Regions from separate parts of the Homo sapiens genome. Here region 2 is linked to region 1. A link is a loop called in an ENCODE intact Hi-C map of the cell type or tissue named here. Cell type or tissue: HCT116. All regions are shown on one strand. Links, peaks and the distances in the headings refer to the core of each region. The heading gives the core; the rest is flanking DNA. Region 1 holds the start of LOC91450 (a long non-coding RNA gene). Region 2 has its middle 170 kb from the start of TBC1D2B.

What was found. Hi-C counts contacts between places; a loop is a spot of excess contacts. Peaks named below come from ENCODE experiments on the same cell type or tissue, not always from the same donor. Only the 100,000 strongest peaks of a DNase experiment are listed, where the experiment ranks them.
Region 2: a loop joins it to region 1, with 22 times the contacts of the local background. A loop is called at or near these places in 2 of 110 quality-filtered maps.

The regions. Positions count from the first base shown.
Region 1 is chr15:77,988,569-78,003,285 of GRCh38, reverse strand. It overlaps TBC1D2B (TBC1 domain family member 2B), which reads left to right. Exons shown (of 13, transcript NM_144572.2): 12 at 1,546-1,667; 13 at 4,931-8,301. The coding sequence ends at 5,126. It overlaps LOC91450 (a long non-coding RNA gene), which reads left to right and starts at 9,061. Exons shown (of 1, transcript NR_026998.1): 1 at 9,061-10,053. It also overlaps the pseudogene ADAMTS7P3. RefSeq lists a silencer at 12,403-12,492. In HCT116, for the core only: a CTCF peak has its summit at 8,203 (motif pointing right); a DNase peak (open chromatin) is centred at 9,085; H3K27ac peaks cover 1,466 bases.
Region 2 is chr15:77,897,605-77,912,321 of GRCh38, reverse strand. It overlaps the pseudogene CSPG4P13 and the pseudogene DNM1P9. Among named protein-coding and RNA genes, the nearest start is that of TBC1D2B, 170 kb to the left of the region's middle. RefSeq lists enhancers at 7,133-7,697, 7,698-8,262. In HCT116, for the core only: CTCF peaks have their summits at 9,277 (motif pointing left), 10,187 (motif pointing left) and 11,779 (motif pointing right); DNase peaks (open chromatin) are centred at 10,209 and 11,785.

The DNA.
Region 1 (14,717 bases), core at 4,534-12,533:
CTATTTTCAGATATACACACTTGACAACCGTCAGCAGCGTTGGTGGCGGTAGAGCGGCTGGCTCACCTGGAACTTATGAGGGTTACCATGGTGCCCAAGGGATCTCAGCACGGCCTGCACTAGATCTGGGTCCAGGGTATCAGGAAACCACAGTCATTTGTTCATGTATCAGAAACATTCAACCCACATCAAGCCCTGTGATAGGCGCTGGGAGCTATGGCTTACAGTTTGAGCCTGAGCCTCACCATCTGTCAAATGGCTGGTGGTGTTACCCCATCATATGGAGGAGGAGATGGAGGCCCAGAGATCTAATAAGCAGGGGATTAGGGGGGCTAATGAGGGGGACTAACTTGGGGGAGCCAACTTCAGAGCCTTACTGCCCATGAGCCTCCCACCCGCTCTGTTGTATGTTTTTTAAAAATCAGTTTTTGAATAAGGAATATATTTACATATTAAACCCTAATTGTATAAACAGGTGTTTGTAATGGAGTGGAGGCCCCTCCCTAGTCTTCTAGTTACTCTTCTCAATTTATTCTTTACCTTAGCCGGGCACAGTGGCATGTGCCAATTGTCTCAGCTACTTGGGAGGCTGAGGTAGGAGGATCATTTGAGCTGAGGAGTTAAAATATAGCCTGGGCAACACAGCAAGACCCAGAAAACAAACTAAATTAGAGAAAGTACAGGCCCTTAGATATGGGGAAAGCAGTTTGTTCCAAAGCTGCTTGAACTTGCAAGACTACCAGGAGTCCATTCCCTCTAACCTCTAATGTACCCCAAACACAAATTAAAAAAAAAAAAAAGAAAGGCCAGGCACAGTGGCTGACACTTGTAATCCTAGCACTTTGGGAGGCCGAGGTGGGTGGATCATGAGGTCAGGAGATGGAGACCATCGTGGCTAACATGGTGAAACCCCATCTGTACTCAAAATACACAAATAGCTGGGTGTGGTGGCGGGCGCCTGTAGTCCCAGCTACTCAGGAGGCTGAGGCAGGAGAATCACTTGAACCTGGGAGGCAGAGGTTGCAGTGAGCCAAGATTGCACTGCTGCATTCCAGCCTGGGTGGCAGAGCAAGACTGTATCTCAAAAATAAAAATAAAATTTAAAAAAAACTCCTTCGCTATCTTCAAAAGTGCACCAGTTGAGATGGAAACAGCCTCTGTAGGTGGGACTTTCTAAGAGTTTCAGAATCAGAAAACCTTGATTTTGGTTTTATTTTAAAATGATTCCTTATGTTTGTTCTTTATGCTTTATTGACTAGAAGTGTTTTCTGAGTATGAAAGGATTCCACAAAGATCTCCTATAAGGAGATTTTTGGTTTGGGCTGATGTGTTGTTGAAAACCAGCAGGGTTTATTTTCCTGTAATAAAGGAGTCTTGGCCTAGCCAGTGAAAATTGCCCCTCAGGTCAATAGTCTTTCCCCAGGGCGGGGACCGTGCAAGCCATGTCCCCCTGTCCCCAGTAGGGCCAGCACCCCCCTGGAGTCCAGCCTTGTGCCTGGACCCACAGGGTTTTTCCACTAACAGATTTCCCTGTTTATTCCACAGGTTATTTTCCGTTTTGCTCTGGCACTTTTTAAGTACAAGGAAGAGGAGATTTTGAAATTGCAAGATTCGATGTCTATATTTAAGTATCTCCGCTACTTCACTCGCACTATCCTTGATGCTAGGTGAGTCCTGGGGAGTTCTCAGATGTCAAGGAGAGCAGGAAGCCTGACCCCTGCCTCCTTGAGAGCAGCCTGTCCTTGCTGTCTTCCAACTCAGAGCCATCCCCGGTGTACAGTGTTGGAGAGGGCATTGCTTTCCAGGGAAAAGAGAGCAAGGGGTGTGAGCCCCAAGTAGCCTTACCTAGGAGGAACTGAGATGAGGATTCTGTCCTTTATCCTACAAACATAAATCCCAACAACGAACAGCAATAGTTTCATTTGTCTAGAAAGCATTTACTGAGTACCTGCTTTGTGGTAGGGTCTGTGCTGGGCACTGAGGATGACAGATGGAGAGTAAGGCCTGTCCTGGAAGACCTTGCTGGGGACACTGTTGCGCATCGTTTGATCCATGCTGTGGTAGAGGGATCCCAGGCCGGAGAAAGGCCAAATAAGCTGGGCAAGGGGCAGCAAGGAAACAGTATGGGGACAGGGGGTCCTTCAGGAGTGGTGGCGCAGAGCTGTGGGGCACGTGTGTTTGGGGAAGTGTGGAGGCAGCTCAGCCCGGCTGGTGCCAGTGTGGCTGGGCCATAGCAGAGCTGGGCTGTCAGGGTGATTGCAGACTTCTCTCAGGACTTGAGGCTTCATCCTGAGTGCTGGGAAGTCCTGCAGGGTTAGGCAAGAGACAGACAGGTCAGATTGGGGCAGGACTGGTGGCTGTTAGAGGGCTCTAGGGGGAGAGGTGGTGGCCTGGAGGTAGGTGGTCCCACAGATGGAGAAGGGGGGTAGATTGAAGAGAGGGAGGGAGGAATTTGACTTGGAGGACCCCTGAGTTTCTGGCCTGGGAGGCCAGGTGTTCGGGAACCCTCCCTGACCACACAGTCATTGCCTGTTCTGGGCCATCCTCGTCTGTATGTCCCCTGGACTGCAGCTGTTGGCTGCTCTGACCCTGAGAGCCGATTTGGACAATGGGAGCTGAGGTGCTGGCTGAGGCCATGCCAGGCTTCCTGGAGGTCGTCGCTATTTTTAGAGTCTTTTATTGGGGAGTGGGTTTGTAATAGTTTCAGGCTTACTAATAGCACCAACAACAGTGCCCTGATTTCTGCCAAATGAGGAGGGATATGGGAATCATATTTGCTGGGGAAAGTTTGATTCTGAGTCCTGCGGTGAGCCTGGAGGGTTTCTGTTCATCTCGTGTTGGGTCAGGATTGCCGAGAGTGACAGGGAGTGAGCTCGCCCATGCCAACAGCTAGGGCTGTGTTGGGAGCGCCGCTGCCCTCAGTTCTGTACTGGGTCCCAGGCGCTGCCAGGAGGAGCGGAGGTGAGTGGGCGTGGCTCTGGTGAGTGCCCGCCCTTCCCTGGCACCGCAGGCCAACCTGGCCCCTCCCACACTGCTGGGCCTTGCATGGTCCTGCAGCGCCTCCTTCTGAGTGGCTCGCGGTACGGTCTCCCCTGCAGCTTGCTTTAGAAAGCAGGGTCGCCACACCAACAGGTGCTTTAAGGAGTGCCAAGGCGGCGGCAGGCTCCCCGCTGTTATCAAGACTGCAAGGGCCCATAATCCGCCTCTGGGCTAGAGCCTCAGTGTTTTAATGAGCTCCCCAGACTAGTGGTTGCAAGGAGGCCAGTCCTGCAGCACAGCGATCGGCCTTCAGAAACACAGGGAGGGAGTTGTGTGGTCAGCTGCATTCAGGAGACGGGAGTTACACAGGATTGAACCATGTTCTGCAGCAGGACTTCTAGGAGCCTTTTAAGGCGCTGAGCATCGTCTCCCAAATTTAGCTGACCATGGGGCACCTTCTCATTTCCCAGAGGAACCTTCCAGGCCTGAGGCAGAGGTGGGGTCTGGCGTCCCGGGTGCCAGCCTGGGCCGAGGGGCCTCTGTCAGCTCCTGACTGAGGAACAAATGAAGAATTATACTTCGGGCTCGTGTTCTGCAGCACAGGAGGGTTGGGCGCCGTAGGTTTGGGGTTTGTGGGGGCTGTGAGCTGACAGCTGTTGGGGAGAAAGGACTGGTGGTGGGGACCCTGTGCCCCATTCACACGGAGCCTCCTCCCGCCTGCTGGGGCTGGCAGCCTGGTCTGCAGAGCCAGGCAGGAGGCGGAACCCGAGAAATCCACACGCGGGGACCCCTGTGCTTGGGCGTTCTCTGTTCTCTGGTGCTCCCGTGTTCCAGAACACACACTGGGGAATTCAGAATTTAAATAAAGCTGGCCTTTCTGACCTTAAGCCTCTGGACGAGAGTTAAGCATGTCCAGGTAGTAGTGGGTGTTTTGAAACATAAAAGGTTGCACCCTCGTGTGTGCCTTGTGTTAAAAGGAGCCCACGCAGCCGACGGCAGCAGGAGCAAATGGCCTGCTCTGATGGGGACAGGCAGGAAGTCCTTCGGGGCATTTCTGTTTCATCACAGCTTTTCCTGGGGCTGGTGAGTCTGTTGGGCCTTTGGTTGACAGGGAAGCGCATGAGCCCATGTTGGTGGATACAAAGCATTTGGGGCCTGGCAGAATCCAGAGAGGGGAAGAAGGTGGCCCTAGGAACTGGCCTATTTTGTGATCCCCAGAGACCAGTGTGGCTGACCCATTAGTGCTACAAATCCATAGCCAGGCCTCAGGACAGCTTTTGGTCTTGTTTTTATTAAGCCACTGACCAGTGGTTAGGAGCAAGTGGATCATAACCTTAACATTTTTATTGAAAATTGGAGCCTTGACCTGGGGATGTGAAACCCACAAGCTGCACATTTCTCTGTAGACTGCATCTGGACACTTGTCACATTGCCAACTGGGTCTGACAGTCATCGCCAGGACTGCCTGGGCCTGTGTTCATTCCCAGTCAATGAGTCCTGGGACACAGACGTCCCGGACTCGTGCCCGGTGCCAGGCCTCATGCCCGCCCAAGGATGAAGACATACCTGCCATCACCATGCAAGTGCCGGGAGCTCTTCTCAGGGCTTATGTGTGGGAACACGAGTAATCCCACACCCTAGGAGGTGGCACTACTCTTACCCCAGTGTGCAGATGAAGATCAGAGGCCAGAAAAGGGGGGTGACTTCAGTCACACAGCAAGCATGTGGCAGAGCTGGAGTCCAGGTCGTCATTCTGAGCCTGCCCCTGGCTGGGCCATTGTGCTTTGTCACCTCTCTACAGAAGGTGGGCCTCATCCCCTACATCAGGCCCCAAGCCTGGCCAGCGCTCTTCCCACCCTGCCCCAGGCCACCTGCTATGCCTGTGAGGGCTGTGTGTGAGCACTCTCTGGAGCGCCGCTGATTCTCTTGTCTCTCCCCTGCGTCCTGCCAGGAAGCTGATCAGTATCTCCTTTGGGGACCTGAACCCTTTCCCCCTACGCCAGATCCGGAACCGACGCGCCTACCACTTGGAGAAAGTCCGGCTGGAGCTGACCGAGCTGGAGGCCATCCGTGAGGACTTCCTGCGTGAGCGGGACACCAGCCCTGACAAGGGTGAGCTGGTCAGTGACGAGGAGGAGGATACCTGAGTGGGCTCGGGATGCTGCTCTTCCTTCCTTCACAACCAAAGTGTGCCCAAAGGGTGAAAGTGCACTTAAAAGCCAGAATGTAACGTGTGTGTCCTCTGGGGATCTGCTGGGCAGATGTCCCAAGCCAGGCTGCCCTTCCTCATTTCCCACTGTGCGGGGGGCAGGGGTGGGAGGTCTAATCTGTTTACAACCATTTCCGTGCCATGCTTTTGGTTACACGTATCTCAGTCACGCTTTCTGCCTGGTTGGTGGATCCTCAGGCTTACCAGTGGCTATTTGCAAGAGCCTGTTTCCAGCCTCCGTCAGCCTGTCGGTGCTCTGACCCTCTGAAACCTTGCTTTGCTGGGCATCTCCCCATATTCTCTCTCCTGTACATAGTGGGCAGTGGTGTGTGGTTTTGAATGGCAGTGCTATAAAGGATGCCAGCTGTGCTTTAGGCACCTGTAGGCCAGAGGGTTGCTGCCTCAGGCATAAGGTTGGTATGAAAAGGGGCTGCCTTAGAAAAGCAGGCACATCCCTTGTTCAGAAATGGCCACTGTAGGAAAGCCTGTGAACCTCCCACCAGTGGCTTTAAGCTGCCAGCCATGCCCCATTTCTAGAATAGCCTTTGCTCTTCCACACGCAACCCTTCCATCAGTGTCTTCCAGCCTGCATGGGGAGGGCCTGGCTGCCCAGACACCCACCCTCACTTCTCATGGCCAGCCTGTGTTTGCAGATCACTGGGCTGCTCTGTCCCCAGCTTGCCCCGTGCCAGGCATGGCTCTGTGAGATTCTGTGGAATGCCCTTCTTGACTTGTGGAAATCATTCACCAAGTACGATGGGATGGGATTCCAAGTAAACAGTGGACCGTCATATTGCAAAGCAGGCCCACGCCTGGGCTGGCCTTGGTTGAGGGGATGGAGGAATGTTTTCGGGGGTGCTTTGCAGGGCAGTGGTGCAGCCGCAGCGTGAACGCTCTTGGACAGCTGAAAACCATGGCCTCCTTGGGGATGGCCAGTGCTCCTGGTGTCTCCACCTGCCTGGGTTGTGCAGGAGGCCGGCTGCCAGTGCCTGGGGCTGGGAAACTTTTTTGCTTGGGGCAGGCTTGGGTGAGCTCTCCCAGATGTGTGCCCACCCCACCACTGCCTGGAACATCCTTGTTCTCTGCCAGGATGCAGGGGCACTGTTGCCTCTGACACAGCAGTTTCTGGGAACTCAGAGGACTGCCTTTCTGAAGGCTGGGGAGAGGCTTTGAGCAAGGAGCTTGTTTTTGCTTAATCGCTCTAGACCATCCCTGATGCGTAGATGTGAGAGGATGTTTTCTGGCACAGTGTTATGAAAATACAAGATAAATGATCTCAGTGGAATGTTTCATATTACCCGAAAAAAACTGGAAATCATCCTTTGTTGTGAACACACTGAGACTAAGAATTGAAGCAATGCAGTTTTAAGAAGTATTTTTCCTATTTTTTGCTGTCAACTTTTTGGCAATGCCACGGCAAAGTTGGTGTTTCAGCACATGCTAGAGTGAGCTCCGGCTTCGTGTCTTTAACCAACTCCACTAATGTTTCACTGGGTAGACGGAGCTGGCCTCTATATTTAGCCAGAAGCCTTTGCCTCTTTTCAGGCATCAAAAATGGGTTTTGTCATTGTCTTTGTCTTTGAGAGCAGCAGTTTGAGGTCTGACTCCTTCAGTTGTCCTGTGAGCTGGGCGTTGCAGTCTGCTCGAATCAAGTGTTGGAACCCCCCCCACCCCTCAGCCCATCGTGAAACGACAGCTGTCAGCCTGGGGGGCGGCTGCTGAGGAGGTGCAGCAGGAATGGGGCTGGGCCCTGAGGTTTTACTTTCCGAGCCAATGGCCCCTGGAACATGCCAGCACACACTGCCATGTCCTGGGGCTAAGAGCTGCCTTTAGGGACAGGCTCGTGTTGTCCAGTTTGCCCTGAGAGATGCACCTGACCAGGGGCCCGTCGTGGCTGCAACCCACGGTGGTATGTTAGTGTTTCCAGGCAGTTGTCAGCAGCTGCCGGGCAGTGTGTGTGTGCGACAGCAGGAGAGTTCCTGGAGGAAAGGGACTGGGGACACTTTCTCAGAGGTTCTCCTGCCTGGAATCAAGTGATGCGTGTCCAGAAGGCAAGAGAGGGCGGCTCCGCCTGGTTAAAGTTTGGGAACGGGACGGAGCCAACTCCTCCTTCCAGGACTGTGGGCCCCACTCTTTTGCGCTAACACTTCCCCTCCCTCGGGTCACTGAGGAAAGAGCTGCTCTGTCCCCTCCAGTGCCCTGAAGGTCCCTGGCCTCCACTGGCTGCCATGGCAGGGGGCCCTTCTGACAGGGGCTGCCCCAAGCTGCTGTTCCTCCTCTGAACCTTCACCCCAACACCCAGCCCGTGGCCCCTGCAAGGGGGACCCTGCCAGCTGGGAAACCCAAAGGCCTGTCCAAACGTGCGCACCAGGACCGAGGGGAGCTCCCTCCCAACACCTGCTAGGAATTGCCAACTTTTAAATGGATGGGGTTTTTTATGGGTTGAACCTCTGTTAATACTTTTGTACACTCTCACTACAGTTTATATTTTTATAGGCTATTTTCTCAAGGTGTTTCTAGATTCCACATATCTATTTTATATAACAAGTTATTATGTTATGTGTGTGACTCCCTTGTGTGTATCTGTGCCAGCCTCAGCCTCCGAGTTGCTTTTCCCTCTGGCCCTGACTCTCACTGACTCACCGATGTGATGTGCAGGCCCACTTCTTACCCCAGATAGCCTCGGGCGCTGCCTGTAGTCATGCTGACAGCTGTACAGTAGCCGCCAAGACTGCTGACAGCTGGAGACGGTTCTGGTTTCAACTACGGTATATTGATATCGGAAGTATTCTAGACAGATCCTCGGTTGGGTTTTCTAGCTACATGTTTGTATTGCACAGATCCCCACCTGCCATCCTATAGTGTTGTCTTCCTGTGTGTTCCGGGGCTTCTGGGCAGCTGGGCCTGCCCGGGGAAGTCCTTGCAGGTGGGAGGCCATACAGAGACCCACTGTGTGCCACTGAACGTCCCACTGCTGCTGGGCAACTGGAGGACTGCAGGGGGCGCCAGGTGACTCTCTCCTTTTATATCACAGCAGCTCCTGTGCTGACCTTCAAGTTACGTTTTGGAACTGTAATACTAAAGGAAGAAATAAACTACTAATTTGTATAATATTCTGCATTGAAATTCAGTTATAGTCACTGGTGATGGGGCTCACCCCAAGGGCTTGGAGGGTGGGGCAGGGCTTATTGGTGTTGCGGGGGGCGAGGAGGGGCTCTCCAACCTTCCAGCCTGGCGTTTCTGGGTGTCTCTGCCCTTGGCTCACCCTGGGGCGGGTGCATCAGGATGCCTTTGCCAGCAGGGGCAGCCTTGGGAGGCCCCAAGAACCATGGCCAAGCTGCAGGTGTGGGCTGGGGGCACCGAGGTGGGAAAGCCGGAAGCTGGAGACTCCCTGTGTCCGGATAACCCCCCGCCCAGCCACAAAGAACAGGCATGCCTCCTTCCGCCAGCTGTGCCATGCCCTGCCTGAGTCACAGGCTTGTTTGTCTCCTGCCTGGGCTGACAGCTCAGGCCCAGCTGCCACTGGGCACACCCGCAGTCATCAGTGGAAAACACCCAAGAATGATAAAGACCAAAGGGGTTCCCATAGGGGTGTTTCGGGGTGGCTCCAGCAAGGATTCCCAGACAGGGCAGGCCAAGGCCTGGCAGGCTTTTCTCTTCTGCGGACATGGATTCAGCGAGGCTGGGGGTTCCTGGAGTCACGCAGCAGAGCGGCGGCGGCAGAGCTGGGGCAGAGCTGGGACAGGGACTGGCTCCGTGTGTGGGTCAGGAGCAAGTCGACAGGCCCTGCTCCCCACCCCTTGGAAGGGAGTGCCACCAGGGGCCGTTCTGACTAAGGCCTGGGAAGCCATGACTCAGAGCTTGGGTCCCTAGAGTCTCTTTGGGCCAGCCGGGCTGCTGCAGACAGACAGGAAGCACGCCTGACGCTCCTCTACCCTCGGGCAGCACAGCGGGGCTGGGACTCACTCTAGCTTGCCCAGCAACTTGCTTTCCTGTGTGAACTCTGGCAGGCTGCCCTCTCTGTGCAAAGCTGCCACTGGGGCCTGCTCAGGGTGGCCTGGAACTTGGAGGTGGGCAGTCAGGGCCTAGGATGGGCCTGTGTCACCAGGGCATGTGCCCTTGGGCCAGTTACTTCCTCTCAGAGCCTTGGGCTCCTCCTCTGAGGATGGGGCTTGTTGGTGTGAAATGAGGTGAGCATGTTGAGTTGGGGAGCAGCAGGACACGCACCTGCAGGCAGCCGCCCTGGCCACGCTCCCTCCCTACCTTCCGAGTCCTGGGACAGACACAGTAGAGCACAGCGGGCCAGCCTGCTCTCTTCTCTGTCTACTTTTTGCAGAAGAGTCAACAGATACAACAGGCCCAGGGAGGTGCCCCTGGGGGCCCCAGTCCCCATCACTCCAAGGGGCAGTCCTGCAAGTGACAAGGTGGGCCCAATCCCTGTGGAACAGGTCTCTGAGGACCACAGAGTGGGGCCCCAGGGAAAGCTGGGAGCCGAGCTAGAGGCAGGCAGCAAGTAAGGGCCAAGCTGTGCCCCTGCCCGGAAGACCTTCCTGCCCCCAGAACCCGACCCTCCGCAGATAGCCCTCCCTGGGCAGCAGCCCCCCAGCTTCCAAGGCCCGTGCCTCACCAGACGCCATGCTCTCACGGACTTGTTTGCTGCTCTGTACCCTGCAGATCTGCCCCAGAGGAGCAGGTGAAAAGCCGCGCCTGCCGAGGTGCTGTGGCGGTGGAGTTTTGGGCAGAGGAGTGGGGGGAAGAGTTTCTCACTTTTAAGATTCTCCAAATCCAAGATGAAGTCATGCTGTGCTTTGGAATGGTAGATGCTCATTTATGTAAAATCATAATAAATGTTACACAAACTGTTAGAATAAAAAAATACTTTTTTTGAGGGGGGAGGAGGTCCCCAGCCTGCCGCTGGATAGTGAGAGGGGGTTAGCACCATTAGGGCGTAGGGCGTAGGGCGTAGGGGGCAGGAGCTCCGCCACAGCCCATGGTGGGCACTGAGGTCTGTTGGTCGGTCTGTGCATCCTGGCACGGTCAGTGGCAGGCAACCCGCTGATGGCCTCGGGAGCGGGCGCCGTGGCTGGGCGGAGAGCACGAGCGGCAGCAGTGGGTGCGGACAGTGGGCAGCTGGCAGCAGCCCACTAGGTGCAGCGTCTCGCAGAACCTGAAGGACAGGTGGTCCCGCTTATAGCCTGGAGTGGGGGGAGTGGGGGGAGTGGGGGGAGTGGGGGGGAGTGGGGGGGGAGTGGGGGGGAGTGGAGTGGGGGGGGAGTGGGGGGGAGTGGGGGGAGTGGGGGGGCGGGGGATTGGGGGGGGTGGGGGGGCGGGGGGGGCATCAGAACCTGGCTCCCCACCCCAACCACCTTAAGGAGGCTCCAGCAGCTCCCCACCAAGCAGAGTGCCCCGGTTTCAAGGTCACACGTCTCCAGCTGTTGCTATTTCTGTCCCACCTGCTCATGGCCAACCCCAGGATTCAAGAACGGGCGCTGCTGGGCTGAAGTTTCTGGAGGAAAGGTCTTGAGACCCCACCCTGACCCCCTCACATGCCCATAAAAGAGCCTGCCCAGGGTGACACCCTGCCACCCCATCTCCATACTTGCTCACCCCTGGTATTCCCCGACAGATCCTGGCACAGAACTGAGGTCCCAGGGGCCTCCTGCCAGCCTGCAGCAACCTCTGCCGTCCACTCCCGCCACCTCCCCCTGCTCCAGTGCACCTATCCTGCCAGGCCTCTGTGACCACCTCCAGCCACGGGGGCTGTACACAGCCTCGGGTTCTGAGTCACAGGGTCCCATCTCCCAGGCCAGCCTCCCACTTCTCAGGTGGGCCACAAAGCCTAGAGTGAGTGGGCCTTACAGGCCATCAGTGGAAACCAGGGACTGAGCCCAGGCCCAGTGGGGAGGGAGGCCAGCTGCAGGCTGTGCTTGTCAGGGCTGAGGCTTGGCTGGGCCCTCCTGCCCCATGGTTATCAGAGCTATTTTGGGATGTGGCTTGTTTCCAGCCTCCTAGCCTTGCTCCTGCTGCTGCCGCTGCTGCTAACAAACCCCAGGCCCTGCTTACTCCAGCAAGAGGAGCAGGAGGACAGCAGCCAGCCCTGGGCCTGGGACATCCCCCAGGCCCGGCAGAGGGCACGAGGCAGCAGGCAGGCTCCTCCACCCCAGCTCCAGGCAGAGCTCCAAAGTGCACATCTGCAGGCCTGCATCCTGGTCGCCCGGGGTGACCTCAGACAAGCTGCTTCACCTCTTGGGCCTCGGTTCTCTCCTCTGTCAACCCCACCTCCACAGCAAACGGATATGGCCATGCTGTGTCACTGCAGTGAGCACACACACACGCGTTTCCCAGCTTTCCACATGTCCCACCAACTGTCCCACAGACCAGCAGAACATCTGGGAATTCCAGATCTCAAAGTCCAGGACACCTTCCCAGCCCCCCTCCACTGTTCACTGATGGCAGAAAACTCACTTAGGACAGCTTCTAGTTCAGCCACCTAACCAGCCCCCATAGCCCACTCCCTGCAGCCCACTCACACCCGCCCCTGGGAGACCTTGCAAGCCCAGAGCCTCCTGGGCCATCCGTCCTTGGTTCTAGGCCCCCAGGGGCCTCAGTTTCTGTTCTCTGCCCCATCTGGTCCTCCCCCACTGGGATCATAACCACCCCGCTCCCTGTGGCCAGCCCTAGCCATAAAGGTGAGAGACGTGGTGCCAGCACCCAGCTCAGGCAGCACATAGGAGTGCTCTGAGATGCTGGCTGGGTGCGTGCTGAGGGCAGGCAGGACAGGGTGGGGGCACTGCCACTGGACCTTGAGGTAATGGGGTTTGAGGCAGGAAGGCCACCCCTGCCAGAGGCAGGGCAGCGAGGCATGGCAGGGGCCACTCTGAGCCCGAATGAGGGCTGCCCAGGAGCCGGTGCAGGTAAAGAAGGCTGCGTTGGACAAGCGGAGAAGGCAGACCGGGGAGATCGCAGGAGGCCCCGAATGTCAGCGTGAGTGCCCTGGCTGAGGACTCTTTTCTAGGGTCAGGGAGCAGCCAGCCAATAGCACAGGGGACGCAGCTGTTCATGCCACAGTTTCTGGATTCCTTGGACTGGCAGGGTCAGCCCCAGGCCCTCTCCCTGACCTTGCAATTGGGGATGACAGTGGCTGTGGGGGAGGGGAGAAAGCTGCCTTCCCTGAGCACCACCTGGATGCCCACGCAGTGCTGTGCCCTTCATGCCCAGACCTCATTTATGCAAGGATGGGGCTTGGCAGCCCCTTTATTCAGCACATGAAGGCCCTGAGAGGGAAATGGGAGCCCAAGGCCACACAGCTGGTGAGGGGATCCCAGGTGACACTCCAGGGCCACCCCGTTTCCTGCCCTCAGCACTGCTGGGAGCAGCTGCAGCTGGAGGAAGTGTGTGTGTGTGTGTGTGTGTGTGTGTGTGTGTGCGCGCGCATGTTGGGGGCAGGGGAGGGAGGCCCTTCATGTGGTTCTATTGCTCACTCTAGGCAGTCCTCTAGCCAGGGAATAGATAGGTCAGGGTTAAGATCAGGGTTAAGGACAGGGTCTCACCCAGGCTGTTTTCACACAGCCTCAGGGCCATCCCTGGCTTCACTGTGGGAAGACTGAGACCTAGAGGAGAAAGAGCTTACCCAGGTTCACACAGCAACTCAGGGGCCAGGGCCACTCCCTCTTCTCCCCTGAGGCCAGACAGCTGCCTGCAGGATGTTGTGTGGCTGGGACACCCCTTGACTGACTCCCAGCACAGCCCAGCCTCCGGCAAGGCATCCTGTGGCATCAGGATTTTCAGTGGCCATGTGGCTCCTGAGCCCAGACTACAGATGGAACCAGCCAGTGCCGTGGGCACAATGGTTTGACGACACCATTTCCCCATCACCCTCCCCACCCTACCTCACTTCAGCAGGGAGCCTGGGGTCAGGGGACTCACGGGGAGACTCGATGGGCTCACAATCCTCGGTGCCACACGGCCGGGAGCTCTCAGGCCAGGCCTCATGGCCACACTGGTCACTGTCTTCCTCGGGCAGCCCTGTCTGGGTGTTGACACACTTGACTAGGCGCCGCTGGACGCCACTGCCACAGGGGGCTGAGCACTGGGGGGAGCAGGGGAGGAATGACTGTCTCCAGGGCCAGCCCTAGCAGTGGGGGCAGGGACACCTCCTCTGGGAAGCCGTCCCTGTGCCCTGTGCCTGACTGGCCTGGCCTTGCTCCCAGCCGCCCTCTCAGTGCTTCCTGGAGGACCTGGTCCCATTCCTAGAGCCCACTTGGTGCCGGAACCCCACTCTCACTTGTGGGATTGGCTCCTGCAGAGGGAAGGGGCATGAGAACCGTGGGACAGCCCTCGGGGCTGCAGGGCAGTGAGCCCCTCACACAGGACATGCCTGAGAAGCCTGGGCAGGGGCCCCGGGATGGAGCCCTGATGCAGCAGTGGGCAGAGATGTGGGCGAGACACCACTGTGCCCGAGGGACAGGGCAGAGGACCTGCCGCAGCCCATGGGCAGGAGGGCAGGAGACAGTTTCACAGCCGGGGCCCAGCCCGCCAGGCTTCGTTGTTATCAGCCCTGAACATGCGCTGAGTCTCTGCCAGTGTCGTGCTGTGCCCAGCCCTGTGCTTCATTACGTTCCTTCATTTAATCCTTCTGACCCTCCTCTCCTAAGCTGTTCCAATTTTACAGATGAGAAAACAGTGACCCAGCAAAGCAAAGCAACCTGCCCAGTCACTCAGCAGCCAGTGGGACAAAGACTCAAACGCTGGCCCAGCTGACTCCAGGACCCAGCTCAGGGCCCAAACCTGAGATTTCTGAACCCCTCAGTTCCAAACAGGCCCAGCAGAAGGTATCCTGCCCATCCGAGGCCCCTCTTAACGCCCCCTTCTGCCGCTGGCCTTTGCTGGGCTCCCTGATCGCCCCAAGCTCGACATTCCTGCCTCAGACTTCACACCTGCTGTCCCCTCGATTCCGTGTCCTTGGCATCACTGACTCCTCCCCTCGGGTCTCAACCCCAGGCCCCTCCTCAGAAGGCCTTCCCTGACATCATAACACATGTGCCCTTTCCTTGTCCGTTTTTCCCTGGCAGGTGTGAGCGCCAGCATGGCAGGGCTGTCCAGTCACTGCTGCATGTGCAGGGGCCACAGAGAGCCTGGCTCACAGCACACACTCCACAGCTCCTTCACCCAACCCAGGACTGACCAGGTGCTACCAAGCACTTGCTCCCTGCTCCCCGCCACAGCCCGGCTCACCTGGCCCCAGGGCCCCACCACCCACTGCGTGCAGGGGTGGGTGTTGCAGGGCCAGGTGGTGTTGGGTCTCAGCGCCTCCTCGCAGAGGCCTGGCTCCGGGCAAGTCACCAGATGCTGCTGCTCACCACCGCCACAGGCCTCGGAGCACTGGGTGGGCAGGGAAGGAGTCAGGGCACAGCCAGGGTCTGAGGGCATCCCCTCCCCCGATCTGAACCCCCAGGCCTCACCTCCCTCCAGGAAGATGTGTAACAGCTGAGGCAGGGCTGGGCCCCGCAGGGCCGGTGTGCAGGCGGTT
Region 2 (14,717 bases), core at 4,525-12,524, 91 kb after region 1:
TTAGAAAATGTGAAAATGTAAATCAGTGCTATCCATAGTATAGTTTCTCTAAAACTTTATCTTAAACAGTCATTTTAAAAGAATATAACTATTCAAAAACGTAACTGCTATCTTAAGTTTTAAAATAAGTTAAAACATTTTAAAATATGAATACTGTAGTTTAAAAGAAAGAAACTGGGGGAAGGAAAAGTAGAGAAATGCCAATTCCAATGCAAGGCTTTATTTGCCAAGTTTTCTTAGAATGACTTTTACCAACTGATGAATTCCTGTAAACAGAATGTATAATGGAAATACGGAAACACTGTTGCCTAAAGTGGCATTATTCACTGCTACTGTGATGCTACTGTAATGTAATAAATTATTAAATTGTTGCAAAGTGCTGTTTTTGCCTTAAAATTTTGTGTGTCTTGAAAACTATAGTATTAAAGGTATTGAGACTGCGCAAATGCTGGGCACGCTTGGCATGAGATAATCGGTTTTTATTTTTACAAAATTGTAATGTAACTATGCAAGTGTGTTTATTAAAAGAACACAAACAAAAAAGTTACAGGTATTAAAAAAAGTTGTGGGATGAAAAAGTTATGGGATAAAAAATGCTGTGGAAAAGTTGCGGCAAAAGTTGTGGAAAAAAAGTAGAAAAATGTTTTATGAAAAGTTTTTGAAAAAGTTATGAATAAAGTTACTGGATTTTTTTAAAAAACTCAAGGGATAAAAATAAAAGCAGGTCTCTGTCAGCATAAGCCCAGAGAAGTGGGGCTGGAGTCTCCATCCCTACCATGTTCTTACCAACCCTTCCCAGTCACCCCTTTACCATTAGGGTAGCAAGACAAGACCCCTGTCTAATGGGGGGAGAAAAACAGACCCTTTGCCACCTTGACCAGGGCTGAGTCCTTAAGTTTCTGGATGATGATGATTATTATTTAAGAGCCAGAGGCTGGTAGAGCTGGTTTGTTTGGAGGAGGCCTGATGGCCTCCCTACTCTCACCAAAGCAACTTTTCCCTCAGGGGGCTCCCATCTTATTCAGAGAGGCAGCTGAGGTGGGACAGTGGAGCTAACCGTAGAGCAGGCGAGGGCATGGGCTGCTGTGGTGGCCCCCCTTCCGCAGTGTACATATAGTATCTGTGTAACATTTTGTATATTCCGGGTGGTAGGGCCACCCCCTGTATAGTACCTAGCGGAGGTTGGAGCTGGCATATGAGGAGGAGGTTCTAATCATTATTTGTGGCTGGGAAACTTATTTATTGATAGCATAGGACAGAGGAAGGAGGAGGGGATGGGGTCCTGGCTGCCTTGGTGATGCGACTCCTGTTTATTTTGCTTTCCATTTTGGAATAAATGGATTTAGCCATACTGCTCAGCGTGGTGGGTTCCCATTTCCCTCACTGGGTCCTGGAGTTTGTGCCACTGAATGAAGAGCCCCAGAGTGAGCATGTCCAGCTGGGCTGTTGGGGACCTTCCAGGCCTGTTACTTGTATGCTGCCTGGTGACACCTGGTGGATTGCATGGGGACTGCCATGGCGCCTATGGGGCACAGTCCGACCCTGACAGCCAACAGGCTCAGAAGCCTGATCTAGCGGTGGCCGGGAAGACAGATACCGGCACCAAAGGGCACTGACTTCCATCCACCCCCGGCATCTTCCGTTCCGTCCCCTTGCCTCCCTCTCCTGTCTGCACCGGGTGGCCTGTTCTGTCTGTCCCTCTAGAGTGTCAGCTGCCCCGCAGGCTCCTCCAGGCTGAGTTCATGGCCCTGCCCCCTAGTGGCCAGAGCCAGCTTCACAGGATAAGAGCCAGCTAAGCTCCAGGGGCTTTCCAGGAAGTGTCCCTTGGAAAAGGTGTGGCCTTTTCACCACTCCCAACAGCACCCTAGAAATGGCTTGGCCTTTTCCCTCCCCTGAGCTCCACAGAGAACACAGCCAGCAGAGGACACATTCCCCATCATCCAGAAATGGGTTTGATTCTCAGCCAAGGGACACCAGGACTGGTAGAGACTGTCAGGCCACAAAGCTGCCTGCACAGCACCCCCATGCTTGGTGGGGGGTGGGAGGGATGGCGGGGGCTGGCTGTCCACAGGCCAGGCATGACAGGGAGGCTCACTGGAGGTGGCACACTTTGGAGGGGCAATGTCAGGGGAGAGCTTCCTCTTGCTGGGCCACAAGATTCCACAAGGACAGTATGGTGACTGATTCCCAGTGCTAGAGGCAAGGCGGTCAGCCATGTGTAGGTGTATATATATGTATGAGTATTTATAGATATTTATAGAACAGGGCAGGGGCATACCACAGAAAGGGCCCAAGTTTTCAGCAACGGTCACACCTGGATGTGTCAGCTCACCACTATGACAGACTAAGTCACAGATGAAGGGGGCTGGCTTTGGGGCTGGGGGAGCCACTGTCAAGTCACAGGACACCCGCCCAGGCAGGCTTGGAAAGGGAGGTCTCTGAGAAGAGGAGGATCTGTTTAGAGGTCGAAGTGGGGCTGGGGCTCTCGGGACGGGATGGACTTGCCTGACCCAATCAGCTGGCAGTTGGAGAGAAGCAGAGAGAAAATAGGAGAGAGAAAAGCAAGCAGAGAGCGGGTGAGGCAAGCACAGAGTACGGGCGGGCACGCTGCAGCAGCTGTGGGAGGGCCAGGGTGGGGAGGGTGCAGGTGCGGGTGTAGCAATGGTTCCTGGAAAACAGGGGCTGGAAGGGAAAGGGGAGGAAGATGGAGGGAGGAGCCGGAGCTTCACAGGTAGTGCCTGGGGGCTGTGGCAGCCCTCCCCAGCCCACACATGCTGGCCTCTCCCATGGCACCCAGGCAGTGCACCCAGAGTTCAGACTAATGCTCAGCCGCCTTGGGCTTCTCTCTTCTCTGCTCACCCTCTCTTCCAACCCACTGGCCCAGGGCCACCTCTTGCCTGGGGAGCCCCACCCAACAGCCACCAGGCCTGATAGAGAAGGAACACTGCTTAAACCAAAATGGTGAAGCTATAAGGGCTGGATGGCTGGAGTGAGTGCCAGAGGCCCCTCTGGGCGGTGAGAATGTCCAGGGTCCTCTGAAGGGACCCTGGGGAAGGCAGGGAGGGCAGGTAGCCGGATGCCACTGGCCATAGACTTTAAGAGGGGAGCCTCAGTTGGTTGCGGGGTGGGGGGGCTGCAGGTTTCATAGCTGAGGCTGGGTCCTTCCTGCTGGGAAAAGCAGAAGAGGGAGAGTCCGTGGCAGGGGAGGCGGGTGGGCTCACTAGGCGGAGCTCAGCTGGGCCAGCAGGCACTGTGGTCCCCTTGGCTGAATAGCACAGGCGACCCCTAGGAGCAACAGGCCAAGGTGCGTGAGCCTGCTGGTCGGCGATAGTGCTTCAGTGGGGGCCAGGGACCCTGCCTTCGGTCACATGCTAGCAGCTATGATGGTACCTCAGAGGGAGGGAAGGGGGCTGTGTGTCCCTGTCTGGCCTGTGAGGTGTGTTGTGGGATGACCGTGTGTATGGGACTCTCAGGGTTTTATCCTAGATCACCACTGGATTGCCAACAGATAGAGGAGGTGGGACCCTGACTATCACCCCTGCTCTGCAGTGGATTTGGCTCTCAGCACTCCCAGGCTGGGAGCTGGATACCCTGACCTGGCAGCATGACTCAGACTGCACGACAGGCACAGCATTCCTAGACCTCTGGCCGCCTCAGAGTCCAGCCCCACACACAACGCCCTCCAAGCTCCCAGCCCCTACACCATAAACCACAAGCTCTCTGTCCTCTCTGACAGCTCCAGAGAGCACTCATGTCTGCCAGCTTGGGCATGGAGCCTGTTCCAAGAGCCCCCAGGCTCAGCCATGGAGGCCCTGGGCAGTGGCGCTGAGTCCCATGGCTTGCAGGGAAGGGAGGTGAAAGAGCCAGCAGCACCAGGACAGAAAGAGGAAAGAGCAAATCTGCAGCTCCAGAAAGGAGGGGCAGGGAGCCTGGATCTGAGGTCCCAGGTGCGCCCCCGTGTGGAGCTGGTGCAGCGGGGCGGGAACACCGTTCATGCAGCAGGCGGTGAGGCATGTACCTACCATGGCTGATGCTCCTCAGGGGCCACTGATAGTGATTCTGAAAGCATCAGATCAACATGGCAGGTCACACGCATGGGTGGGGCAGGCCTGGGGTTGTGGAACACACACACATGCGCATGCCGGGGTGTGCACACACATGCTGTGAGGCCCCACAGCCGGCATGCACACGCTAACACACATGTCCACAACACACATACGCCTCCTTCCCCGCCACCTCCCGGTGCCCAGCACCCTCACTGGCTGGCACGTGCAGCACAGATCTGGGGCGTGCAGCCACTCAGCACACTGAAGCACACACATGGGCAGAGTCACAACGCGGAAGCTCACCCGCACACCGAGGCATTTGCAGCAGCTCCCTGCACACTCGTGCCTGGCGTGCTCAGAGGACCACCGGTGTTGCTCATGGAGACAGGGCTTGCTCGCTAATGTCCAGCTGTCATTTCTCCACCTAAGAGCCTTCCATGGCTCCCTACTACCTACAGCATTGAGCCCCAACAAGTCATACTCTTCGGACTTTGAAGGTTCTCCACCCTATGCCCCACCCTCCCCACAGAGCTCTTCCTCATTCCGTCTCTGTTCCCTGCTTTGGCCAGTGGCTGTCCTGGATGCGGCCCACACTACACCTCTGCCCACACTGCAGCTCTGTACCCAGATACCCTCCAATTCCTCGCCACATAATTCTATCTCAGTCATGCCCCGGACTGCGTTGAAGCCAGGCTGCCTTGGAGAAGCTCTCCCAGACTGCTCTTTTCCCCAAGGGAGGGTCATGATTTGCCAAATGTTTCGCATGTGTTAGCAAGACTGGAGTCGGAGCAGGCATTAAACCTTACATCCCATATGTCACACCTCACCATAAACCTGGGTGTCAAATACTCTGAAGAGTCTGAACTCACATTGGCAGTTAGCAAAGTGCTCCTACGGCCACATCTGCAGTTAACACAGCATCCCTATGGCCACTGTCTCCCTTGATCCCCATGGCCACCCTGGGAGAAAGGCAGAAAGTCATCATTTGATAGAAAGGATGCTGAGGCTCTGGGAGGGAAAGGGACTTGCCTAAAGCCCCAGGGTGAAGCAGCATCTCTGGACTCCCAGTCCAGTGCTCTTGCCCAGTGCTATGCTGCTTGCCTCTACCCATTTCTGTTGCTCATCAGCGCATCATAGGGCAAGCCCCAATCCCTGCCTCATTTTGGTTTATGGGCGCTGAACCCACAGCCCTACCCTACAGTCATTTGGAGACAAAAACAGATGCTATTGTTCTTTCTTAGAGAACGTGGCCAGTGGATATGGCACACTGGGAATCAGAGTGAATGTCCTTGAAAGAGGGCCATGGGCCAACAAGGCCAAGCCAGAGGATGCAGAACGCTTTTCCTTAGAAATCTTTGGGAGTGAAACAGGCTTCAGACACTCCCGTCCCTGCCCCTGCAGCCACCCCTACCACATTGGTTTAGACAGGGTAGGGTGGGGCGGGGGCAGGGGCAGGGGTGGAGGAAAAATCAGATTGCCCATGCCCCCCAGGCTCCTTCCCCAGCTGCTTCTGTCCTAGCCCAGGCCTGGTGCCATTCTCCCACTCACACTCGTGTGCAAGCCCACACACACATCACACACCTTGATGCTCACAGTCGCAGCCTGGCCTCTGCTCCTGTGGGCCAGTGGCCAGACACCCCCTGGGATGGCTCAAAGGAGTCAGGACTTGGAAATGGGGACATCAGGGTAGCTGAAGGAAATCCACACACCCAGAACATCTCGGGGTTCAGACTCTCTGACCTGAGGGAGGCTCCCCGGGGGCTGGGAGAGGAGTTGGATGGAATGGAGGATGGAGGACAGCGAGAAGAAGAAAGGAGGAGGAATGCAACGTGTGGGGCGGCCGCCAAGAGTGAAAATAGAGGGAAGCGCCATGCAAGTGCTGGAAAGAAGGGGGCAGGTGGGATGAGCCCCACAGACCCCTCCCCAGAAATGACCACCTCCGGGACTCAGCGCTCCCTGGGGGGCAGGCTCTGCCAGCTCAGCCACATGTGGCTCTGGCACCCATGGCCCCAGTGCCTTGGATGGAGACGGCCAATTCTGGTGGCCAGGTCCAATGCTCTGGAATCCAGCCCCATGTCAGGGGGACGCCTGACCCCTTCCCTGCCCAGTTCAGTGTTGTGGGACAGGGCTGCTGTCAAGACAATACCCAGTCCTGCCCTCCTCCCTGAGTGGGCCAGGTAGCCCACATAGCCTCTTCCCCGCTTTCCTGGGTGGCACTGCCAGCCTGCCCCCCTGGTGCCCATTCAATCTAGTCCTTCATATTTCTGGGGCACGGGGAAGCTCTGAGTAACGTGGGACTATAGAGTGCAAGAGGGTTGCTGATGGCCTGGTCCTGTGCCCTCCCCATTCTTGGGCATTCTTGACAAAGGCTCCCAGCAACTGAGGGTACGCAGCAGCTATAGACACCAGCCTGACAAATATCTCATTGTGGGGAGGGGGCCATAGCAGGAGTGGGGAGCCAGGGAAATACAGAACCCGGCACTGGGGGGTGTTGATGTGAGAAGCCCAAGAGACTTCATTCCACCTGTCAAAGCCACCTCCTTCCAGCTGTCCAAAGGCTCCCCATCTGAGCCACTTGCTGGGCGGGGACTTTGGCTTTGCACTTGCTGAATACCATCTGCGCCTCTCAGGAGGGAGAGTGCCAGGTTCACGAGGTCCCTGCCCAGCAAGGGAGCTAGGAAAGGGGGCTAGGGGTGGGCTCTGCCATTTTCAAGGGCTGGCGGGGGGACCCCTCTGGAGGTACTTGGGGCAGTATCACGTGCCGTGGCTCCTGAGTGACAGAGTCAGCTCTGCACCCGCAAGAACGCGCCCTACCCAGAACTCACTGTCATGTGCTGGGTCCAGATGCCCACGCAGCCTCCTGGTGGGAGCATCAGGTGCACCACCTGCCCAGGACAGCCCATGGAAGAGTCTGCCCCGCTCTGCCCTGCTATGGAACAACTCCTGTTGTGCCTTCAGGGAGAGGTGTTCATTTAAGCGATGACTGGGCTGGCCCCCATGGCACAGTTATCACAGAGTCTGCTGCTACCCATGGCTGAGAGCTCTAGTTCTTCCTGGTGGTCTCTGAAGCCACCAGGACGGATGAACAGCGGCTTCACCCTCTTGACTGACTCAGCTGCCTTTCATCAGCTCATCTGCCCCTAGGATCCACTCTGCCTCTGGCTGGCACCGGACCTGAGCCCCAGGCTCACACCTCTGCCCACAGGCCCAGCAGCTGCTTCACTTCCAACTCCATCCCCCACCAAGCACTACCCCTTGCCAGCTACTGGGGTGCCACTAGTGCCCCCACATGGTGCCCCCTCTCCAGACCCTCGGGTCTGGCTGTAGCTTCCTTCTGGAAGCCACACCCCAAGACCACAGCCCTGCTCTAGGGCCCTGTATCCCTGACTTCCTGCATCTTTCTCCCTCCTTCTGGGAACATGAACTTGCCCTGCCAGTGTGGCAGCTCCTGGAGGGCAGGACACCAGGGCCTGGACTATGGCCAGCCTGGGGGTGTCTGCTGCCAGTGATGCTGGAGCTGGCACCCATGTCCACATGATGTCCATGGCACAGCGGCCACCTGAGGCTGGGGGCATCTGAGTGGTAGCTGCAGAGTGGGGCCCTTATCTCTGCCTGAGTGAAGTTCACCAGGGCTTCCCCTGTGCTGCCCTGCTGGGTGAGAACAGCCGGCCCAGCTGGGGGCCCGAGACCACATTGTAGAGCAGGAGCTGGGGGTCGGTGCCTGCGCTGGAGCTGGCTCTGAGGCTCTGGCTGCTGAGTGGCTGGATGGACCCTGCCAGAGGCACAAGGGGCCATCACCCTTTGAGATCCAGGCCCAGGCCTGTGTTTGCAGAGAGGCAGCATGACCCTGGCATGCCACCCTCAGCTCCGCCCCAGCTCCCGGCACCCAGGAACGCCCATGATCAGCACACCCACCTGGGCAGACAGTCAGTGTCCAGCTGCCCTCCAGCAAGAGGAACACTTGCTTCTGGGCCATCACTCAGAAGAAGTGTCCGGAGGAAGTGTGCTTGTCATCAGAGAAGCCAAAGTGGATGCCTCCATCCAGGGTTCCTGGGGACAGGGGCATTGGGTCCGGCTGGCCCGAGCCGGCTCCCCATCTCAGGGCACCCCCGTGGGCAGCAGGAACCCGAGGCCCGGCCCTCAGCACCCACCTCTGTGTGAGAACAGCACGAGCCCGCTGTCCAGCTGCGCCTGCGTGAAGCTGCGCACCTCGGTGCCCGGCGCCCCCCGCAGCACTACCCGTCCGTTGCTGGGCTGCTCGATGGTGTAGACCAGATCCTCAGACCCAGAGTCGCCGTCCGTGCTCCTCAGAGCCTCCGCAGGGATGGGCGCAGTGGCCCCCTGCCACATCTGGGGACACAGGCCTGTGAAGGTTCTGCCTTGCCACACTCACCCACCCCTTCCTTCCTGGCCCTGGGCTGCCACCAGGGCTCCAGTCCTGCTGTGGCTCAGGCCCTCGGGTGGCATCGAGGCTGGCGCCACTCTGGCTCCCCTGCACAAAGGGCCTCCCACATTCACCTTCCCTGTCACCCCAGGGAAGGCCCCAGGGAAGGTCACCCTCCAGGCCCAGCCTCCCTGCTCTCCATCTGCCCTAGTCCTGCGTGTCCCTCAAGGCCAGCTTATGTCCCCTACCCAGAAAGACCCCAGCTCTTACCCTCACCAAGTTCTCACTCCCAGAAACCCCCAGCGCTGACCAACAGTGCTCCTTAATCTGTCTCACTGGTGGGGCAGGGGTCTCCTTTCAGAGCCTCCGTGTGTGCCTGGCCGGGGCTGGGCACAGGTGGGAATGGTGATTTTAGAAATGGGCCCTCCTTCCAGCTGAGGGAGGGATGCATGGCGCAGAGAGTGGGGGGCTGATGGTTGGCACTATTCTGCAGCACAGAATCAGTGTGGGATGGGCCCAGGTGCTTCCAGAGCAGTTAGGGGCCCTCCTCATGTTGGGCAAAGGGGACCCCTTTTCAGGCCTCCCACTTGCAAGCAGAGCAGGTGCGCCTGTTCCTGAGGTCCTGGTACCAGTCTTGCTGGGTCAATTACTTGCGGGCAGAGCTGCATTGGGACTCACATGCCTGGAAAACAGAGCCTTCTGGCATTCCTGGGCTTCCTCCCCCGGCCCCAGGGAGCCCTCAGGCCCAGCCCTGGCAGGAGGGGCCATAATGTGGGGGGCAGGACCCCAGCACTGGGCTCCCGGAGCAAACACGGGTGGATGGCACCACCTGGTGGCCATGCTGCCACACAGCCGTCCTGGCCTGTGGTTCTAGGGTGCTGTGTCCCACTATTCTGTGGCCTCTGCACCATGAGGCCACCCTCTATGGGCACGTCCTAGACCACCAAAGTTCCCTCGGTGCCCCAGGTCAGAGACAGCCCAAGTCAGCCCTCCTGTGGAACCTTCAGTGGCTCCTGCTGACCAGGGAGGACACACCCCAGAAGCTGGGGTTCAAAGCCCTGCCATGTGGGCTTTGTAAAGCCATGCCCTTTCTGTTCCACCAGAACTACTTTTGCAACCATGGAGAAGTTCCATCCCACGTCTGGGCCTCAACTTCCACCTCTGCAGAATGGGGGCCCTGCTCTGCTGTGGCACAAGGGGCAGGAGTTTGGGGAGCCAAGCCATGGCCTTCACTTGCTGGGGTGAAGGTGGGAAGCTTAATGTCTCCCGCCCTGATGCCTGCCCTTAAGGGTTTGTAAGTGACTCTGTCAGGTGTTCTGGTTCTGAGCCACAGGAGAAGGAACAGCAGAGCCACCTGTGGCCACTCGGAAGTCTGCCTACCGCACTTGCAAGTGTCCAGTAACAAAATCTCCCACCTGTGTTCTATTTCAGCACAATCTCACATCTCCCCTTCCAACAACCCCATGAGGCATGCGGCAGCGTCCCCATTTTGCAGAGGAGGAAACTGAGGCTCAGAGAGGGGGAGTTCTGTGTCATGAAGTAGGGGACGCAGGCCTCTTTCTCGAAGCAGAAATTGGGGGTGGTCCCAGGAATACTCTCACCTGCAGGCCTGTGTTTGTGGTGAGGACCGGGGGTTGGTCATTGACAGGCAGGACAGTGACAGTGAAGGCCACAGGATGGCTCTGGTGGTCCATCTCGGAGGGGTTAGCCATCAGGACAAAACTGTCTGTCAGTGTCTTGCTCCCGTCGTGCACGTACGTGGATCAGCTGCTCTTCCACCTAGGGGCAGGCCCAGGGATGGCAGTCAGGCCTCAGCAGCACCCTTCATGCCCTGCCTTTGGGTGCAGGAGGAGACTGACTCTTTTAGGGCTTCAGCTTCCATTGGTGGAAAATGGGGACCATAAGTTCTGGCTCCCAGAGGAGTTGTAAGGAAGAAAGAAGATACAGTATTTAAAGCATAGGTGCTTCTGAAATGTGACTCCCCGTCTCCTCTCTGTGTATAACCCCCAGACTGGGAGTCCCTGGGGCTCCCTCTACTCTGCCCCCAGAGCCGGGCTGCAGCCCCTGGGCCTCTCTCACAGGCATACCATTCTCCAGGAGAAGGTGCTTGAGGTCCATCCTCCTTCTGCAGGGCTCCATGCTGGGGTGGCTCCAGCACCTGCAGGCCGAGGCCCGGGAGAGTGGGGAAGTAGGGGCCGGCGATGCAGAGCAGTGGAGGGGCCAGGGTGAAGCTGCCACCCTCAGGGACACTGAAGTTTTGCACCTCCGGTGGGATGACAGTGGGCAGCACCTCCAGCTCCACACGGATGCCCTCGAGGGGAGCATCCAGGCCTGAGGCCACATCCAGCGAGAAGGCATCGCTCCAGGCCTCAGGGCGGGAGTGCAGGTACAGGACCCTGCCTGTGTCCACTGCCTCCTGGGAGAAGCTCTGCACGGGGTCCAGGCTGGGTGGCTCATCTGCCAAGGCGCCACGTGACACCATCACCAGGTAGCTGGCACTCGGCGGGCTCTTCACTGAGAATATGATGTCTGCTGGCGGCACTGCCTCCTGGGCTGCCTGGTTAAGAGGTCATGAGGACTCACATGACCACAGAGGGGGTCTCAGAGGGGTCCACTGTGGCCCTAAGCAGCCGGAACAGGCTTGATCTTGCCCCACTTATTCCTCTAGATATCACTGCTCATTTAGACACACAAACACACACGTGGGTTCACACACACAGCCGCCAGACATGCAGCTGGTCACAGTTTTTGTTTTTTGAGACAGGGTCTCACTCTGTCACCCAGGCTGGAGTGCAGTGGTGTGATCACAGTTCCCTGAAGCCTCAACTTCCCAGGCTCAAGGGATCCTCCCACCTCAGCCTCCCAAGTAGCTGTGATCTCAGGCACATGCCACCAGGCCCAGCTAATTTTTTGTATTTTTAGTAGAGATGGGGTTTCACCGTGTTAGCCAGATGGTCTCGATCTGAGCTCGTGATCTGCCCGCCTCGGCCTCCCAGAGTGCTGGGATTACAGGCATGAGCCCCCGCACCTGGTCGTGCCCGGCTAATTTTTAACTTTTTGTGTAGAGATGGGGTTTCACTGGGTTGCCCCGGCTGCTGGTCACGTGTTAATGCCCACCCCACACACGGTTGCAGGGGGTCGGTCACACAGCTTGAGAGGCACTCCCTCAGGGAGGTGCATAATCACATGTCCCCAGACTCAGTGACACAGACACACAAGTTCATCATACGCTGACGCGGTCACACATGTACACATGCGCGTGTGCACACGCACACACACAGGTCCCCCTGCTCAGGATCTGTCAGGCCTGAGGCTGGTTTGCAGGCAGCACCTCCCCAGCCCCTGCTATTACCACCCAGGACCATCAGAGGGCGCCCCGCCCCACCCCCCTGGAGGCACAGCCGCCTTCAGCTCAGGCCCTACAGAGCTCACGCCCCAAAGGCCACACGGGCTCCCTCACCTGATGGGCCAGCCACAAGAGGCCAAACCACCCCCAAACTCACATTCCTGTTCTATGCCTTTGCCCGGAATGTTCCTTCTGCCTGGAATACCACTCCCCATTCTCTGCTCCTGATGGCCTGTGCTCTTCAGAGCCCGGCCCAAACGCTGCCTCCTCCCACGAGGCCTTCCTGACTCCAGATCTGCTGGCTTGCTGTCGGCCCCAAGCTCCAGACATGCAGACCAGAAGGGTCTCCGAAATGAGCAGTGTAGGAGAGTAAGGCCAAGAGCGGGCAAGGACTGGCCTGAGGTCACAGGGCAAGTCAGTGAGCCTGCTGGAGGGCCCGTGGTTGCTCTGTGGGGTTCCTGGGTGGGCAGAAGCCCTTGACAGACCTCCTAGTCCTGGTCTGGGCTCTGAGAAAAGAGTGGGGGACATGAGGGTCTGAGGAGTAGCGGCCTGCCTCCACGGTCAGCAATCCCCAAAGCTCAGGACCCGTGATGTCCTCCCAGGGAACTGACTGCAATGGAGATTCTCGGGCTCCACGTCAGAGATTCTGTAGGGCTGGGTGGGGTCCAGGAATCTGCATGCTCAGCCATGTCATGGACATGAGTGGACACAACCTCTGGAGGCGCACACAACTCCCAGGAGGATGGGTGTATAGCAAGCTCCCCAGAAACTCCTGGGAGCACAACATATACGGGAGCACATCTGAGGCACGTGCACACATGCAACCTGGAGCCACCACAGCCACAGCCCAAGTCACACGTGTTCCTGGCATGGAGGCTGGGCGGGAGGCCCTCTACCTGGCCCACACCCCCGCTCACCACATCCAACTCCTCACCTCCAACTGGTCCCTTCTGATCTCAGCTGCCTCTCCCTGGAAGACGTAGATCTTCTTGTGCCGGACCAGCTTCAGCGGGGCCAGTGGGCCCTCTAGGGCAATGGTCACTTGTAGGGTGGCATCCGTGTGCACTGGCCCCATTTCCACAGAGAAGGCCATGGTGTCACGGGGGCTGAGGCTGCTATTGTGGCTATAGAGAACGGCCCCATCCAGCAGGTCCTGCTGGGAGAAGGCAGTGGCTGGCTGACCAGCCCAGAGTAGCTGTCCCCAGCGAGGGCCAGCTGTGACGTGGTAGTGGACCTCATCTCCATTGCGGATGTCGAGGCTGGTGTCCAGGTGGAGCACGGCCATGTCGATGGTGCCCTGGCCTCCTTGAGGGACCACAAGGCTGGAGCCGTTGGCCACACGGAGGTAGGGCTCCGAGGCCTGCACCTCCAGCAGCACAGTGGCCTGGTGTTGCCCATCGGACACCTGCAGCTGGATCCCGCCATGATCAGCCCAAGTGCATGAACAGTACTCGCCTCTTCCTGAGGTCCTCCTGGGTTAAGCAGTAGATGGGCCGCGTGGGCTTATCCATGGCCATGATACTGCCAAAGGGAGGTCCTTGCGGGTGAGCACCAGCTGGGCGTCAGCAAAGCCTGAGTCAGCATCGCTGAAGGCCACGTAGTCTGTAGTCAGCAGCCGCCACCCACCCTGGGCCACATGGAAGATCCGGCTGATGGTCTGCACAGGGGCGTGGTCATTCACGGCTGATGGCCACTCGGAAGACACCCCGTACCTCCTCCCAGGCCACGTCACCACTGCTCTCGCCCTGGCGGGTAGCAACAAATGGGATATCATCTTCCGTGGTCTCGGAGTCATCATGCTGGTAGACCAGCCAGCCACGCAACAGGCCTCCATTGGTGAAGGATGTCACCATAGTGGTCTTGTCCTGTGTCCCATGCCAAGCCAACCTCCCATGGCGGGGCCGCTCCATGACCTCATAGAGGTAGCTGGCACTGTTGAGACTCTTGACAAAGAGGTAGGCAGCAGAGAGGACACTCTCACCACCCTCAGGCACCATGAGGGAGGACATTGGTGAGGATGTGAACGTCTGGGTCATCACCAATGTGGATGGAGAGGGTACAGAGCAGGGGGAATGGTGGAGCTGTGACATGGAAACAGAAGGTGTCCTTGACTGCCTCCGAGGCACGTGCCATGGCCCCATAGGTCACCCGGCCAGCCTGTACATCATCCTAGGTGAAGCCCTGACCATCTGACAGCCTCGTGCCCTGTAGTTGAAGGTTGCCTTTCCTGGGAGCCTGAACTACCTCATAATGGAAGGTTGGGAGGCTTGGGCCTGCCTCCTCCAGGGTGGCCTCCAGGTGGGCTGTGGTGAGGGCCTCCTGATGGGTGTTCTGAGTGTGCAGTGGCTCCAGCTGCAGCATCCACATGGTGGCTCTCTGGATGGTCACTGGGAAGGACAGATTGCTCAGGATTTCCTGGCCCACCTGCACCTCCAGGGCCAGGCTCTCCATGGTGTCGTCAGTGTGGTGCTGTGGGTCGGTGCTCAGGTACCTCACGCGGCCCTGCTCCACATCCCGCTGGTGAAATGCCTGTGTGGCCCACCACTCAGCACCCTCCACCCCACCTGCCCCCTGCTTCTTCAGCTCCCCGAACTTCAGGGCTCCAGTAACGCGGAACAGCACGCTCACATCCTGCCCCACGGCATTGGTCTCCACCAACAGGTTGGCGGGCAAGATGGGCATGGCAGAGCCTTGGGCCAGGTGCAGCCCTGTGCTGCGGTGGATCTGTATGGCCGGCTGGATGGCCATCACCTTCAGCGTCGCCGGGGGGCTGGCCTGCAGTCCATCGCTGACCCAGAACGTCAAGTCCTGTGCAGGGCCACCGCGGTGGACATAGACTAGGCTGCCGGCCTCCAACTCCCGGCAGGAGAACTCGGTTGCCGGCTCTCCAGGCTGGTCTCGGCACTCCACGGGGAGGCCAGACGGGGTGCCAAGGAGCTGG